2 separate regions of the Mus musculus genome follow, and region 1 is linked to region 2. The links are chromatin loops, found by intact Hi-C in ENCODE. Cell type or tissue: heart. All regions are shown on one strand. Each heading gives the region's core, and the rest is flanking DNA. Links, peaks and the distances in the headings are about the cores only.

Evidence for each region. A loop is a pair of places that touch in the nucleus more often than their neighbours do. Peaks named below come from ENCODE experiments on the same cell type or tissue, not always from the same donor. Only the 100,000 strongest peaks of a DNase experiment are listed, where the experiment ranks them.
Region 1: a loop joins it to region 2, with 2.1 times the contacts of the local background. A loop is called at or near these places in 7 of 42 quality-filtered maps.

The regions. Positions count from the first base shown.
Region 1 is chr2:181,675,047-181,683,983 of GRCm38, forward strand. Tcea2 (transcription elongation factor A (SII), 2) reads left to right here and starts at 5,251. Exons shown (of 10, transcript NM_009326.3): 1 at 5,251-5,429; 2 at 8,167-8,229; 3 at 8,502-8,607. The coding sequence starts at 5,361. In heart, for the core only: CTCF peaks have their summits at 1,607 (motif pointing left), 2,294, 3,900, 5,273 and 1 weaker place; DNase peaks (open chromatin) are centred at 605, 2,245, 3,955, 5,135 and 3 weaker places; H3K4me3 peaks cover 2,252 bases; H3K27ac peaks cover 3,428 bases.
Region 2 is chr2:181,387,815-181,396,751 of GRCm38, forward strand. It overlaps Zbtb46 (zinc finger and BTB domain containing 46), which reads right to left. Exons shown (of 4, transcript NM_027656.2): 3 at 7,636-7,811; 4 at 3,072-3,654. The coding sequence ends at 3,250. Among named protein-coding and RNA genes, the nearest start is that of Lime1, 11 kb to the left of the region's middle. In heart, for the core only: CTCF peaks have their summits at 4,968 (motif pointing right) and 5,167 (motif pointing right); a DNase peak (open chromatin) is centred at 4,977.

The DNA.
Region 1 (8,937 bases), core at 558-8,557, 290 kb after region 2:
CTGTTGTAGGTTAAAGAATGATGCTCACTCATGCGGTTGTGTAGAGATGGCTTGACTCACATTCATTCTGTGCCCTTTGGCCAGGAGGGCTGGGTGGGAACAGTAGGAACGGGGGAAGCAAATCAACCTATTACTGCAGGGTTACCATGGATAATGGCAGACCAGAGTGCTATGGAGATTTGGGAGCAACCAATATGCAACGGAGGGGCTTCTGTGGGTGGGCCAGAGGTCAGATATATTTTGAAGGATATTTCAGAATTTCAGAGTTATAATACTGTGGTGAGCATGTGGGTTTTCAGGGTCTTATCACAGGCACTGTCCACTTTTAGGGTCACTGGATGAGACCTGGGTGGGCTGTCAGAGAGCGGGATAGGGCTGCTGTTCTACATTTTGAAGTGTTCTGGTCCAGGATGCCTGTATGGTCAACTTGTGTCCTTCAAAGTAGTCACCTACGATGTCTGGGTCTCTGCAGCAACACAGGGCTCCTGCTCTGCAGGGACTCCATGGGAACCTGGCTGGGCTGCTGGGCTACTCATGGGTTTCCGTGGCGACAACAGGGCGGAGCCAGGAAACAGCCGCTCAGGAAGGAAGGCTGGCCTTCGGGCCAGAGAGAACCTACTGGGCGGAGGAGGCGCCAGACATTCTGTCCAGTTTCCCCAACCCCTGCTGGCCGGTACTCTCGCCCATTCCGTTGGCCTCACCCACGGCCCCGCCCCCACACCTCAGGACTGCGGGTCTTTACATAAATAGTTACTTTTTTTCTCCCCTTGGTGCCTGGCTTGGGTCTGTGGATGTTGCTGTCTTTGTTCTCAAGAGTGTGTCGGTCCCCTTGGTGGTACTTTGCCTATAAGGTGGGCTAACTGCAGGCAATCGCGGGTCTCTTAGGTTACTGGAGCGAGGTATCCATCCCGAATGCCCTGCCAAGTTAGGCTGGCCCCTCCCTGCTTTGACAGATTGGGAAATGAAGATAAAAGGAGACTAAAGCAGAGAAAAACATCTATCTCCTTTTTCTCCTTCCCCACTCTCTTCCCTCTCTTCTTTTTCTTCCTCTTTCTTTTTCTTTTCCTCCTCTTCTTTGGTTTTTCGAAAAAGGGTTTCTCTGCATACCTCTGGCTGTCCTGGAACTAGCTCTGTAGATCAGGCTGGCCTGAAACTCATAGAGATCCACCTGCCTCTATCTTTCAAGTGCTGGGATTAAAGGCATACACCACCACTGCCTGGGTATTTTCCTTCTTTTTTAAAAAAATGTTTACTGGATTGGGCATGGTTGCCTGCCTGGTATATGAAGTGAGTTAGCCAGGACTATGTAGAGGCCTTGTTTCAAAAACAAAAACAAAGAAACAAAACAAATCAAGATGGCTCTGGAACTCTTCTGTGTAACTCAGGCTGGCTTCTGCCTTCTGAGTTGTGGGATTGTAGGTGTAGTATCACACCCAGCTTCGTATGTTTTGTTTTCGTCTTTGTTTTTTTCTCCCTTTTCTTTTCCTGACTGTTGACAAGTAGCTTTGGTGGGGACCCAGCTGGCCATGTTTAGGGACTTCCACTCTCCTTTGTTCAGAGACAGAATTCATTATTTTGGTACTGAGCCCCCTGCTGGCACCAGACTGTCTTCTGAGATAGGAAATTGGAAAAGAACAAACAACTCCAATCCTTGCTGTAAGATGTTTCCATTCTGGAGTAGAAAGGTTAAAAATCAATAAATCCACAAATAAGCCAATATCAAGAGTACTGGGTATGAAAATAGGGCTATATCAGTATCTATTTTTTCATGACTGGTTTTTGAGCTCAAACCTGAAAGAACCGTGAGGAAACCATCCAAGTAGCATGCTACCTACACCGATGGGGAACTGTTTAAAGCCACTGAAGAAAAAAAGGGAGCAGGTGTATGTATGGAAGGGCAGGGGTTAAGCATGAGGGCCAAGAGGCCAGGTGGAGCCTGGAAGGATCTTGCTTTCTCCTCTGAATGAGATCTGGGAATACTTTTCAGTGACTTAGCATCCTACAGGTCCAGCATAGCTTTGCTTCTGCAGCGGCTTAACTATGACTGACTTGGTCCAGGCGGGTCTTTGCAGGATGGCGGGACAATTCCACAGGTTTGCTGCCTCTGAGTCAGACCTCTATGCTTCATCCATTGCCTCTGACCTCCTGGCTGCCTGGGGCTCCTTAGGGTAGGAGGGTGGAGTGGCCGCCAGGCTGGCGGGCTGGCAAGGGAGGGGGGCAGCATTTCTGGGAATTGTGTCAGGGAAGCACATTGTTAGAGCAAGCCTGCAGCTAAGGCCTCACTGGCCTCTAGGGGATGTCTCCTGCCTCCCTAACACTGCCTCTGGGGGAGGAAGCTGGGTCCTGGCCAGGCTGTGGGCTGGTGGGGGACTTTCCAAGCAGACATTTCCATAAGCTTATGGCTCTTCCCATTCTGTAGTCTAGGAGACTGAGGCTCAGAGAGCTCGTATCCATCTACACAGACAAAACCAATATCCACATGCCTAGCTTCCACTTTCTACCTCATAATACTGGAGACCCTTTTATCTGTCACTGGTCCCTGCCTTGTCTGACCACAGAAGCCAGTGTCCAAGGAGGGCCTAAAGTGGGATTGGCTGTGGTTGTAGATCCACAGAGCCCTATGGTGAAGATCTGCAACCCCCAAGATGGGCAGAGGACCTGAGAACTGCATGCAGGGGAGGGACTATCATATGGTGACAAGGATATAGGACCTCCTGGAGCTTAGGCTCCGTGTGAGCTTGGCAGTGTGAGTCTTCCCACCCACCACCGCCCTGCCTTGGCCAGAGGGGAAGCATTCAGGCCACCACTGGGGTCAGGGCCAGCTCTGGGCAGACATAGATGGGGGGCAGGGATCACAAATAGAAAAATAAATGGCTTGGGCTTCCGATGTTTCCTGAACTGAGGAAGGGGGTAGGGCAAGCTTTGGGTCAAAGGTACAGTTGGCCTGGTGGGGCAGACCCTGGGGATGTCCCATGATCCTATCTCATTAGATCATTGCCTGTCCTTTTCAGACCTTCAAGCTGGGATATCTCTATCCCAGGGTCCCTAGGATAGGGCTATGTTGCTCACTGAGGACTCTTGAAGTCAGAGATCCACTTCAGGGGCAGACTCTTAAGAAATATTGGGAGTGTGCGCCCCAGGAAGGCTGGGTGCAAAAGCCGTTGGTGAATTGTTAGGATACCTCATCTAGGTGTTCTGGGAACTTGGAAAAGACCCCAGTAGTAGATTGGACAATATAGATAGGTAAGGCTGTCTCCCAGAAGCCTTCTTTCCCACCTGGTATCACATTGTCCAAGAAACTTCTTATCTCCAAACCCAGGCAGGTGTGTCCTCCACCACCTTCAGAAGGCTAGGGTAGAGGACAACACCACACTGGAGCGAACACCTGGGTGAATCTATGGTCTAGATGTTTGGTGGGGAGGTTCCACTGAAGATAAAGCTCTGAAAGTCAGCAAGGTGTATGGGGGTGGGGTGAGGTGGGGGAGAATCTGGGGTGGGAGGTGACTTTTCTGATCAAGGGCCAGAAGGTTCGATTTGGAGCTCTTGTAGGATCTGGGATCAGGACTTTTTGTTTCTGAAACATGTCTCTCATATACATATCTGAGGATAACCTTCAACTTCTGGCCTTCCTGTCTCTATCACCCAAGTGCTGAGTGAACAGGCACGTACCTGTGATGCCTGGTTTGTATGCAGTACGGTGGATTGAACCCAGGGCTTCCTACATGCTAAACAAAATACTATCAACTGCGCTTTCTAAAGTTGGAATTTTCTAAGGTTGCAATGTGGAAATATCTGGCTGGTGAGTACCAACCCCACAAGTAAGGACCCCTCAGGATTGAACACACCTTTGATCTGGCTTCTTGTGACATAGCTCCCCTGCTGGTGATCTACTGGATTTTCCTCAGGAAAGAGCCTGTTCTTGAGCAGATCTGTGGGTGGCTCCTGCCACCTACAGGCTGCTGTTGCTCATCATTGGGACCAGTCAGAGCTGGGACTACTCAGTAGGCAGTCCCTTGATGGGGTCAAGTCATCAGCCAAACACAGCATGGCTGAAGGTCCTGTGGTTCTCTTACTGCCTGTCTTGTGGTAGGGTCCTGAAAGCATTAATTCAGTACTCAAACACAGGGTTCCCTTTCCCAGAATTTTTGTTGTTGTTGTTGGGTTTAGCTTAGAGCAAGGGCCCAGCTCTCAGTAAAGGGCAGAATGAGAGGTGGTATGAAACTAGAGAGCTGGGTTCAGCCATCACTGCACCTCTGGAAAAGCTTTGTTGCCTTCAAGAAGTTCCATGCCTTTTTCTTATGGTAAAGATGTCATAACTGATTAAAACGGTCAGCTTAGGTCATTTGTGTATGTCATTTGCACTCTGGCCTCCTGGGTACAAAAAAATTCAGATTGACTTTTAGTACCAGCACACCTGCCACCATGTATAGGACAGAAGAAGAGCAGAGCACCATTCTCCCTTTCCTGGACGTGGTTAGGGTCTTCCTGAGGTAATGCCTCAGTAGCGGATTGCCTCAGTACCCTGCCCTGTTCTCAGTGTAAAATATGAATCGGAGGCTCCTGATCGCAGCCTCTGTCATTGTCACTTCACAGGTTGGGAGACTGAGACGTACAACAATGTGCAGAACTTGGGGTTTATACCGTTAGGTTGACTTCAGAACCTGAATAGTTCTCCCCACTCCCACCCCCCACCCCCGAGACAGGGTTTCTCTGTGTAACCCTGAATGTATTGGAACTAGCTCTGTAGACCAGGCTGACCTTGAACTCACAGGGATCTGCTTGACTCTCTATCTCTCGAGTGCAGGGATTAAAAAGGCATGAGCCTACATTGCTTGGCTAAAGCCTGAATTCTTGCGGAGAAACCGTTTCAGAGTCCCGGCCACCTGCGCAGCGCCAAGAAAGCCCCCAAACTCGGCTTGGTACCAAGTGAAGTGTGTGGAGTGAGCTGAGTGACTCTCGGAAGTGGAGGCGATCTAAGTGCACTAGTGAAGGCGCGACCGGCCGCCAGGGCAAGCTGCTCAGATGGGTTGAATTAAAGACCTGAGCGCAGTAGGGTTGTCCTTCTCCCTCCTCTAGGTCCTCCCTCCCCCTGGCATTCGGTGGGCACGTGGGGCCGTGGTCCGGCGGAGATACCTGCGGAACTACCTTTTCCAGCGGGCAATCAGGCCGCAGGCCGCAGGCCGCGCAGTCGTCTGGGAGTTGTGGTCCCGGGGGCGGGGACTCTTTTTTTTTTTTTTTTTTTTTAATTCTGTCGCACGCGGCCGCCAGGCGGAGGTTTGGACCGCGGATCTAGGCGGCGGCGGCGGCCGAGGTCAGGCCGGGCGGCGCAACCGGCACAACCCGCCGCCACCGAGGTAGTGATGGGCAAGGAGGAAGAGATTGCTCGTATCGCCCGGAGGCTGGACAAAATGGTGACCAGGAAGAACGCGGTGAGGGGCGCGGGCCGCCAGGACCCTGGGGCCCCGCTCCGCGGAGACCGTCTGAGCCTACCCTCGGGCAGAGTGATACCTAGCCCAGTCAGTCGAGACCCCTTGCCCAGGCCCGCCCTCCACCCTGTCCTGGGACTGCCGCTTCGCAATGGACGCCGCGTTGACCGAAAGCTACCCTCTGTTCGTCGCCCAGCGGTGGCCGCGGGCGTCCCTGGCCCAGCCGTTGTCTCCCCTGTCTGCCCCCCACCCTTCAGCACCAGGTTTCTCTTAATAAATTTTTCCCCTGCTTAGTCAGGCCTCAGGCAACAGCAAGTCGGTTTGGGCAGACAGTTGAGCCTGTGGCGTTGAGACCCCTGGCCAGTGTGGGCTTGGCAGTCCAGCCTGCCTTCCGACCATGGTCACCTGCGTAGCCTTTGAGGAGCATCCTTAGGGGATGATGGCACCTGCAATCTTGCCTTCCGTGGGTGGGAAGGGACTTAGGAGGTGGCTTTAAGACTGAGTGACTCTAGAGCATCCGCAGCACCGCTCTGAGGGCAGCCCAGATAGTGGCTGAGTCATGAGTCTGTACAGCCTCCCCAGGACTGTGCTTGAAGTAGAAGGCTGCAGGACAGCTTTTGGGGATGAGCAGGATTGCTCTAGGGGTTGGAGGGCTGGGGTCTAAAACAGGAAGTAGGTTAAGTGCCCACATAAGCCTTTACACTGGAAACAGAACCCACTTTGCAATCATCTGGGCTACAGAGGCCCTGCTGGAGCTTCTTTCCGGTAAGAGAAAGCACAAATGACAAACTTGGAACTAAGGGTGGCAGAGATAGGATGGGAATCCAAAGGGAGACCCAGTAAGGATGGAAGGCCACAGATAGGACTGTACAGTTGAGAAGGGAACCTGCAGAGGTTCCAGTAGTCCTTGAGAGAGGCTCCTTGGAACAGCTGATGGTTTATCTGGGTTTTCATTATGGGAGTGCAGGGCTATTGTGGATGCATGCCCCTGGCTCCAAGGATCAGGTCTTCTTAGCAAAGTCAGCCACCTCAGGGCTGATTGGTGTACAGCTTACTAACTTAGGGCCATGAAACAAGGCTGCAGCCTGAGCAGATAAGTCACACAGATTGAAGGGTCAGCCCCAGCCCCTACCACGGCTGGATGGGTTGGTTTTCTCTGCCTCTTTGTGGCATATAAAGACAAATGAGCTCATAGTGGAAACTTGGAGGACAGCAAACACAATAGTGTTGGGTGTTAGAAGAAAAGGCTGTCTCAGTTGTAGGAAGGAGGTGTTTGAATATAACCTGGAAGTGGTAAAGAGAAGAGCAGCCTTAAGCAGAGTGAGGTTTAAGGTAGGAACCAGAGGAGCCTGCCTACCCTTGAGGTTCAAAGAACAGAGCTTAGGCAGAGGAAGAAAATCAGGGTTTTCTGTTACAGTACCTAGGAGGAGGGTGGTGACCAGTCTGGAAAAGAGATAAAAAGTGAGACTATGGGATTTGTAGGTGCTGGCTTTAAGAAAAACTTCCCTTTGTATATTTAATTTTATTTATTTTACATTTGTTATCTCGGTGAGTGTGTAAGTATGAGGACAACCCCTGGAAATTGGTTATCTCCTCCCACCATTTGGGCTCTGGAGATTGAACTTAGGTTGTACAGCTTGTTGGCACCTTTATCTGCTGAGTCAACTCACCTGCCCACCCCTTTGATAGTGGGTATTGAACCCAGGGCCTTAACTTACCAAGTGAGAGCTTTATCACAGCTGTGTCTACACAGCCCTCTCTTTACTTTGTTTTAAGACAAGGTCTCATTAAGATGCCCATGCTAATCTTGAATTCACTCTGAAACTCAGGTAAGCTTTGAACTTTTGATCCTCTTGCCCCAGCCTCCTAAGTATCTCTGAGATGATAAGGCCTGTGTCACCAGGTTTGGTAGTTTTCAATTAGCAATAATTGTGCCTCTGATAAACCTTGTTGGCTATGGTGCTGTTACTTTGCAAATCTGTGGCTGGAGTAGAGATTCCTGAGAGTTTAGGTAGAGGCTTTTAAGGTAGGAACAGGAAGAGCCTGCCTACTCTGGAGGTGCAGCCTGCCTGTAGATGCTGGGGAAAAGCCAGGGCAGAGGAAGGCAGCCAGGGTTGTCTGTTACAGTACCCAGGAGTAGTGCTGCCCTGATGGGTAGGCGCTTTGAGGAGAGGCTGCTCTCCCACCACAGCACAGATGGACCAAGGTTAAAGAACCCGTGCTATACCCGTGAATGTCCTTCCGTGTTGAGCAGGAGTTGGGGCATTTATTTTCTCTAGTAGTTTGTTCAGTGTCCTCCTGTGGTTAGTTACCATGATGTCTGGAGATCACCGTAGATGCAGGATGAGAAACCCCCTGATCTTTGAGGAGAGCACTGTTGAGCTGTTTGCCTCTATTCCTGCCCTATGGCAGGAGCAGTAAAAAGCCCCTGTTGTGATGTAGGAACAGGTATGGAGTGCTCTGGGAATCTCAGGGTAGAGGAGTGGCTTCTTTCTGACATGTAAGTTGCCCCCTGGTGATGACAAAGAGGTAGGATTGTCCACTATGCCCCCTGACAAGTGTTTTCTGTGTAATCCTGGCCATTCTGGAACTCCTGGCCTCACTCTGTAGGCCAGGCTGGCCTTTAACTCAAGATTCACCAGCCTCTGCATCCTGAATCCTGGGGTTAAAGACATGCACCACCACTACCCAGCATCCACTAAGGTTTAAAGTCCTTTATGAACATCCCGTTTCCTTTCAGGAGGGAGCTATGGATTTGCTGCGGGAGCTGAAGAATATGCCTATTACATTGCACTTGCTCCAGGTAAGTGCTTCCTGTCTTAGCAGGGCTCCCTATATTAACTCCCACATGGCTTAATTGGCACAAACAACTTTGTTCTAAGGAGAGGATTTCTGATTCTCTCTGGTCATAAGAGAGGTGGGAGGTAGGTCCCTGGGTCCCAAATAGCCATTGGGAGAGATGTTTTCTGTCCCTGCCATTCCCCAGCTGTCCACTGTGGGAGCCAAGAGTCCTTGGTGAGGATCCGCCTCTGGAACAGGCCCCTCCGCCTCTGACTCAGGCCACTTGTCTTGCAGTCCACCCGTGTTGGGATGTCTGTCAATGCTCTGCGCAAGCAGAGTTCAGATGAGGAGCTCATTGCACTTGCCAAGTCCCTCATCAAGTCCTGGAAGAAGCTCTTGGGTGAGTCTCAGAATGTAAAGGGAAGCTCTTGCTGGTCAGCACAGCATAGAGTGCTGGCTCTGCTACCCTGATTGAAACTATATATGGTGGGATATGACAAACATAGATCAGAAAGGACTCATCCCTGGGCTGGACATGGATGAAGATGGTAGAAGATGGATGTCATCTGTTGTGATGGGGAGGTGATGGCCTGGGATGTATGATCATTGAGACAAGGGTATATGCTGCAGAGGAGGTTTTCAGGCTGCAGGAGGCCAACAGAAAAGGAGATCCAGGCAGGATGCTCCAGCTGAAGGAGGAGGGGAATGGGATGGCTACCTATGCAAGAGG
Region 2 (8,937 bases), core at 636-8,635:
CTACACTAAATCCCATCACAGAAAGGAAACCCACAGGCAACCTGGAGCACACCTAGGCAGACAAATCGCAAGAACCACTAGAGAAGGTAATCCTTACCTGTCTGTGGTTAGAGAGCAGGACAACAGAGCAGTGAACCCCACCAACTGATTATGACAAACCTCCCACAAATATTGAACACATCTTCAGTACAAACACAGTTTTATAATAATTAATATAAAGTCAGTATAATATAGATTATCCCCAGGAAAAAAATCAACAATCTTTAAACACTGCCTTTTTTTTCCTTTGTGTTGACAGATTGAAAGCATGTTGAAAAAAATAAATATTTAAGAAAAGCACACACAGCACCCTCACTACAAGTGATTCTAAAAGAGCCACATACAAATCACAATAGGATCTAAAAAATAACATCACCATTAAGTATGGCTTTCTTAAGAGTTGTACATGTCATAGAATGAGCCAAAGGAAGATTATCTTTCAGAATATTGCAAAAAGTTCCAGTTTTGCATTTTCTCAGGTTTTGTTTTGTTGCCTGTTTTTAAAGGAAGATGTGCAAAATTGGAAGCATAGCTGTGTCTTTTGAGTCAGGTCCCTGTCCTCGCAGTGTCCTGGTCCCCAAAACTCAGAGTCCAAACTGGTCAGGATCCAGAGACCCACAGCAAGGTCATATCATTTTCTCATCTCAACTTCACAGCACCCATGCCATGGGCTGTATTTTCCACTTTGGTGTTACAAACACCAGAATACAGACACACACACATAAAAAAAAATACAAAATGTGAAATGTAATCTACACATTTTTCTTCTTCATAAAAAAATATTTATTAGTTTGAACATTGATTTAAAAAAAGTCACATTTAAAAAAAAAAAAAAACTTCAATACATACATCTTTTCCCTCCGTGCCTCCTGAGATGGATATGTTCATCTGGATCTCTAGATTTCCACTTTCTAATTGGAAACTGAGCCAGAACAAAGCCTGCCACATGGCAAACACTTGGAAGGTGGTGGGACCAGAACTGGGACCCTCAGTTTTCTGGTACAGTACTGGTTTTAAGGAAGTGCCCTGTGGCACCAACAGGGAACCCCAGAAAGGCCAGAAAAGGCAGTCTGGAAGGGGAGCCAGTCAGAGCAAGACATCCTGAGTGGAGGCACAGGTGCCTTGGGAGGTGGGCTAGGTAGGGGTCCTGCATCTTGGGCAAGACAGCCTGAGAAGTTGGGACTGATACAAAAACCCAGAGACAGTGGTAGCAAAGGTCTAGTTTCCAAATGCATTTTATAAGAAAGTGTTTAGAAAAAGGTGTTTTAAACGAGGGAGAGATGTACTGAGTCTGGGAGCTCTCAGTGGGCCCTGGCAAGACTAGAGAGTCTCAACCTGGAGTTTTGTTGGTAAAAGGAGGTCTAGCTATGTCATCATAGGTGGAAATATACTCCAGAACCAGCGTGCCTCAGAGCAAGAGGGTAGTGAACAGAGGGACAGACACACAGCTTCCCAGGCAGCTGTTCCTACACACTGTGTATAGGAGAGTCCTGGTCCTGTTCTTCCTGTTGTTTTGTTTAAAACAATAGAAGCTATGATTGCTTCCTTCTGTAGGAGCAGGCCAGTGCCCTCTGTAGCTTAGGCAGCTAGTACTTGAGGAGAATCACCAAGAAACACAAGTTCTGCACAACTATTGGAACCTAAATTAGTTTTACCGGGTGTCTCCTTATTTACCAACAGAACAGATGTGTCAGTTTAAAAAAAAAAAAAAGTATAAAAGCTATTTGTCTGAGAAAGGGAAACTAAAATTCTTTAATTGGCCCTAATGCTTAGTAGCCTTATGAGCCCTTGTACAGGGTAGGGTTAGCCCATCAGCACTCATCAGAGTGCTCACTGAACCACCACTGCAGTGGGCCTTTGGGAGCTGAGGTGGATGAGGGACGGAATGTCTTGATAGTTTGTCAGAAACAGCCTCAAGAGGAGGGCAGGCTGCAGTATCTATGTCTATGACTACCCTGCCGGTAAGTGGACAGCTGTCTCTCTGGGCCTCAGGGCCATGGAAATGAAGCCCACGCTTCACAGAAGAAGTGTGAGAGCCTTCAGAAATACAGCTAGAGGACTTGGTGAAGAGTTAAAGGAACCACCCCCGTAATCCTGTCAGTCCTGTCCAGTGAGGAAAACAATGTGAAACAGTAATCTGTAGTAACCACCTCAAAATGTCTCTGACTTCTTTAAAATTTGGTTCCTAGGCAGAGAGGCATAGCAGCACACTGCAGCTAGGAACGCCCACCTCCAGTGTTAGCAGCAACAAAGGCAAGAGCTGAGCTCTATCCGGTCCAATATGGGATCAGCCGAAGCACAGGCAGAACTCAGGGTGCACAATGGGGTTCTCCAAGAAAGTGCACACAGAACAAAGAGCTGTGGCTTTTGCAACTCAACCCTGTGAGCCTAAAGTGGAAAGTATCTGGCCACAGGTCCCCTCTTGGACAGACAGCACTCCTCCTTGGCCTGCCAATTAGGTAGCTGCTTCCCACAGAGATAGCACCTGGAGCCTAGGGCTTCCAGAGAGGCATCTGCAGTCATTTTGTGTTAAGCACCAAAGCCTGGAGGTAAGAGGGTTGCAGGACTTTTTGCCCAATAGATTCCACCAGCTGCCGTAGGGCAGCAGAAACCAAGAGGGCAGAGTGACATAGGGCCATAGCCCATAACCTGACTGCTTGGGGAGGAGGGATAGAAGGAGATTGAGCAGTGCTGTGGATGAACAGTTTGTGTTTATGCAAAACTCAACACTTACTCAGGCCTGCAGTCTGGGAGACTGCCCTCATGACCTTATCCAGTGCTGACCCTGACCTATACTCTGAGTCATCTTGCATTCCTAGCCAGGTTCACAGCAAAGGGCTCCTTTGATACCCTGAGGAAGCATGCCCAGGCCTTGGTGCAGCCCTGCCCATACATCTAGACACCTGCTGGGGATTCCATTAATACCTGGACAGGTGGGAGCATGCATTCTCCTTTTTCTTAAACCCACACTGTACCCCTCACTTCGTGTTCAGTCCTAGTGCTCCCCAGTCACGAGTCACACCCACTTTTTAGCTCACAGGACCAGTTTCTGTAATGGAGAGGGGTATAGCATGGAGGAGAGGCCTTTAGGAGGAGCTTCAAGGAGTAAGCATAGCCCTGCTCCTGGGTAAGTAAAGATCCACTAAGACACACACACAGGTGGACAAAGCGATTCAGCCATCACTCACCCTGCCCACTAGAGCAGAGCCCCTAGGAGATCCAGGCAAAGTCTTTATCGGGCTCCCCAGAGGGGCTGTGAGGCCCCTGTGGAGAGTCTTCATCATCCTTGTCATCCCCCAGCAGTGCATCCTCATGGGCCAAGCCCACGTCATCCTTCCACTTGGCCACGTCCTCATCCTCATCCTCAACCAGCTCCTCCTCAGCCTCCCCTCGTGGATCATCCGGGTCCTCCAGGTACGGCCCTTCACCAGCAAACAGCGCCTCAGGGGAGCCCTCGCCACCTCCACCATGGTCCAGTGGCGTGCCCACACCCCGGCCAGCACAGTCTGCACACACCCCATGGCGACGAGAGCCGTGCTTAATGCCCACGCTGGCTGCAGACATGAACACACGGCTGCACACTTTGCACACGTACTTCTTGTCCTTGCTGTGGACCTGGAGGAACAGAGCAGTCAGTGGAGATGTGAAGTATTGGGGTGAGGAGTACAGTCATGAGAGACACAGGAGGGACAGCCCCTGACAGGGACTGGAGGGAACAGGTCTATCTGGAGCCCACATGGGCAATATCACTAGAGGCAGCAAACCATCTTGGGGATGCTATAGGCACCAGGAGAAACTGTGTCATGCCACCAGCTACAAATTGGTCCAGATCCCAACGTATCTATATCCAAGTACTCTAATTCTCACTTGGTCATATTACTCCCTCTGCCTGAAATAGCCTTCCTACAAACTTTCACGTGGGGCAAGCTGAGAGGCTCTGGTTCACCCTAGCTCTGAAGCCCAGCTGATGTTAACCCTGTACAGGCAGAGGAGCTGGCCTAGCAGCCCAGATGGTGCAGAGCTAAGAAATGCAACACTGCTCACCTGGATTCATGGGACAGGGAGCCCATACATAGCTGTGGTTGGAAGCTGCAAGAGCCTTCGAGGAAGCCCAGGCTAGCTTGGTAGGCTGGGCAGCATGGGAGCTACAGGTGAGGAGTGGAGGGAGAGGGCTCAGCGTGAAGATGATGGATGGGAAGCACAATGGAGCCTGACAGCAGGGCAACAGAGTTGAACCCCAGCCTGGCTGTTATGCACGTTGCTTCCATGAAAAGGGGCAAGTCCTTCTGTCCTATGTCTCAACTGAAAGGCAAGGACAGAGATGACAGAGGAAATGTGGCAGCCAGGGAGGGACAGAGGCAGTCAGTGCCCTGCCCGTTGTAGTACTTAGCAGGAAGACACAGTACTCAGCAGAGGGGCCTTGAGGTACAGAACACTAAAGTCTGGATTTCTGGAGAGAATCCAGGAGGCCTGGGCCTGAGGAAGTGTGCATAGGAACCAGTGTACTCTGTAGAAAGTTAGCCTGTCCAGAATTTCCTCCCTAGAGATGGGATGTGTGGGGTACTCATAGGAGTATCAGCCTGGCCAGCTGTACCTCCTTGTATATAAGATCTGACCCTAAGCTTAATGGAAGCTTAAGGAACCCAGAGGAGCCCATAACTGTCTCTGGCCAGGCAGCCCTAGGCCATACACAGGTGGATTGGTCTCAGGTCAACACCCTAGAATAGGTTTCCTTAAACATAAGTTTCCCCCGACTCTAGGCTCTCTTCCTTCCTGCATAAGCTGCCACCAGGACTGCTAGGGAACAGGCTGCACACAGCTAAGGGGGTGATTATAACTTGTTCCCACTATTCTGAATCTGCCAGTTCTCCCTCCAACTATAAGCATGCCTGCAAAGGGCTCCACCACTCATAAGGATCTGGCCACAAGGTGGCACTGTGTTTCTGTCTGGACCTTGAGTGTTACCCTCCCATCCTGGGCTTCTCAGGCTTCCAGTCCCAAAGATCTTGTGGAACACCCAGCCTTCCCTCTCTTGAGTACACCTTTCTTGCAGGTAGAGTTGCTTTCCGAAGAACTCTGAATTAAGACTCAAATATACACCAACAAAGAAAAACTCGAGAAGCCCACAGTATGACTTGAAAAGAGTTGTCACTAGGGGGAACTGGTGGCCCTTGAAGCTGGGGTGCCAGCCTCACATGCTTCCCTGAAAGTTTGATTCTAGAAATGAGACCTCTAATAACTTGGTACACAGGGCACTTTTTGGTTTCTTTGGCTTATGTGTTTCTCTCCCTCTCTCATACTCGCCTGAAATTCTCAATACCCTTGTTTCAGCCTCTATAATTCTGCAATTACAGATATGTTTTAACATGCTTGGTTTTATGTAATGCTAGGGCTCAAACCCAGAGGTTCTTGCAAATTAGACAAATACTCTGCCAACTGAACTACGCATTCCCCCCAAGCCCTTGTTTTGCCATTTTCAGCTCAGAATTTCCCCCTTTCTCTACCACAGAAGAACAAAACTTAGACCAAGTTACAGCAGTGTTGATCAGACAGGAGCAGGCCTAGGAGTCTGGCACTACTAAGATTCCTGTGGCCTGAGGACTACCACATGAACTATTGGCTGTACTATGTTGCTCAGAGGTGACAAAGATGTTTCATGGAGCCTCTCCTCAGAACACTGGCCCATCCTGACATGCCCAGGAAGAAGCACAAGAGAAGGGTATCATGCAGTCTGCTGCCATGCTCCTTGACCATGGTGTTTAGAATATTACAAACCCACGCCTTTCTGATCCCTGGCAATGTACAGAGTGGCCCTCAGCACTGTCTCCACCTCTCGAGGGGCTTGGAAGGGCTTTGCTTGCCAAGAAGTCAGGGCAGTAGATGGTGAACATAGTGGGCTGTAGAGCTGCCTCTAATGCAGAGGACTCTACTTTTTCAAAGACAGGCATCCCAAGGAAACAATATAAACTAAATAGACCTTTTTCTCATGCAAGTCTTAACATATGGGGCATCATCAATATTAAATACAAGATCTCACTATGAAGCCGATTCTGAGCCTGGTACACAGGCTGGCTTAGAACCTATCATTCTTCTGCCTCCTCTTTTAAAATAAGGTGACGCCCTGAAGTAGGAACAGCTACCCCACGTGAAAGGCAGGCAGCGTGGCCCGTCCTCAAACACGGGCGAATGTTGTTTTGGTTAGGAAAATGCAGACTTTTCAAGACTGTTCATTACCTACGCCCGAGCTGAAAAACAAGACCCTGTATTCTCTGAGTAGGAAAAGCTGTGTGGAGGTGACAACATCCCACTTAGGCTCAGTCTGTAAAGCTCTCTGTGGACTCAGCACAAACAGAACTAGTGAAAAGTTATTTTGTTTCTCTTTCTGAGACAAGGTCACCGGTATCACAGGCTGGCCCTGAATCTGCTAGTAACTAACTGAGGATGGCCTTGAACTTTTCAAAAAATTTACTCTGTGTGTGTGTGTGTGTGTGTGTGTGTGTGTGTGTGTGTGTGTGTGTACACCATAACTGTCCACACAGAGGACAACTTATAGAAGGAAGTCTGTTCTCTCCTTCCAAACATGTGGGTCCTGGAATTAAACCCAGGTAGTCAAGCTTGGTAGCAGTCATCCTTATTCCCCGAGCCAACTAAATGTCTTGAATTTCCGATATTCTTTACTTCCGACACTTCCCAAGTGTTGGCATCACAGGAATATACCATCATGTGGTGCTAGGGATTGAGTCCAGGGCTTCACGCATGCTAGGCAAGCACTCTACTGACTGAGCTACCTCCTTGGTCTCATTAGCAAGAAGATCTAAAACCAGCTCTAAGACTTCAAGCAGCTATGAGTACACAGGACTCTAGGACCTGAGGTTGGGGCAGAAGCTGGGGTTCTGCTCACAGTAAATCAAGCAGGTGCATTACAAGTCCCTGTTCTGAATAAGCCCCTGTGGGGAGGCCTTGCAGGCCTGCAGTCAGGCTCAAGCAGCCAGCTCTTCCGGGGAAGATGATTGCTGAAACCTGAGACCCCCTAACTCCATCTTCCTCTAAGTGTGCCCCTCCCCAAACCCTGATTAATTTTTAGGAGCTCTAAGTCCTTGACCCTAGCTTGCCCTAAGCTACCTGTGCCTGCCTGACTTTGCTGATGTATCTTGCCTGAACCAACCTACCTGTTTCTGGACACCTTTTTCTTTCTGTCATTTCTTGGCCAGACTGATTCAACACCTGCTACTTGAAAACAGCCTGCTAGGAACTAAGAGCCAGGCACAAGAGTGGGAATGCAGATAAGACAGGCCAGAGTGTAGGTAGCTGTGTGCACTCTAAGGTGGCTGAGGAAGCCAGCAAGCAAACAACAAGCGATGTGCCATCACTCTCTGCACTCAGACTTAGACAGGCTTGGAGCCCCTGAGGAGAGGCACAATGGGATGGGGGGGGGGGGGTGTGTGTAGCAGCTCTCCCTGTTCTGTTCCATACTCCCTTCTGCAAGGCACCTATTACTGGGGTAGGTAGTCTACACCCTACTCCTGACCTGCCTGTCAGGACATCAGAGACCATTTTATCATATACCCTCATGCACTGACTGACGCCTGCACTCACCAGAGTATGTCGCTTCATGTGCTCTCTCCTAGTGAACTTCTTGCCACAGATCTCACAAGGGTAGGGCCGCTCTCCAGTATGTGAGCGCATGTGTCGCTTAAGGATGCACTGGTGCATGGCTGAGAAGCTGCAGTAGGGGCACTTGAACTTCTTCCTGATCACCGTGAATTCGTTCACTGAAAGACAGTAGAAGAGACATTAGCACCTGACCCCACATGACCAACCACCTCACTTCACCTCCAAATAGACGGTCTACTCACTCATCAGAGTACAGGGAGGTGGCTACACAGCTCTTAGGAGTCACAAAACAGACAACCTTCCAGGAGTCTGCTGAGAACAGATCAGCAGCTTGCTATGGGAACAAGTCACCCTCTACAGCTGTCTTTACCCTGTTCAGAGCTTCCCTATACCCATGATCCGACTGGATGCCAAAGCGTGATGTTTGGCAAGGGTGCATTAGATACTACCCTAGAGAGGAAGATAAGAAAAACCAGCATTCAAGCTGGGCAGTGGTGGTGCACACCTGTAATCCCAGCACTTGGAGAGCAGAGAGAGGTGGATCTTTGTGAATTCTGAAGCCAGCCTGGTTTATAAAGTAAGTTCTAGGACTGCAAGGGCTACAAAACAAACAAAACAAAACAAAAACCCTTAAACAAAAAACAGCACCCAAGCATGGCACAAGCCCAAAAGCTAGAAAGAAGAACCACATGGTTTAATATAGTTCTGTCCTGACAACCGGACAGCACACTATGGCAAGGACACTTCACTGTCATCTCTACTAAGTGCATACAATCAACCTTAAAAGCTCAGGGGATCCCCCTGTGTCCCCAGTGCTACTCTGCTCCTGGTCCCAGTCATAGTGTGCGTCTTGGAACTGAAGAGCACAGAGAACAGCCCTGAGAGCACCCAGGTATGCACAGGCCTGATAATGTCAGGCAGACCCTCTTTAAGTCATAAGGAGCCCCATGCTTGTGTGACAGTCTTTTATTCTCAAATCTCCTGCCATTCTAGGTACCTAGGATGTGCTTCGGGCAGGTGAACACTGAGTACTCTGTGCTAGGCCTGGAGAAGCCCTGAGTTTGCACCTAGTGTCTATAAGCCAGGCTCTGATATATCACAACAGGTCATTTCCCAGAGCTACTGTCCACATTCCCAGTCTCTGTGTTTCTAAAAAGGATACTGAGTTCCTGCAGAAAGCTGAGTGCACTCTCCTCAAGACTTCCTTTTCTTTAAGATTTAAGTTCTTAGTAAGGCCATGCTGGTGCAGGTCTTTAATCCTACCACCTAGGAGGCAGAGACAGG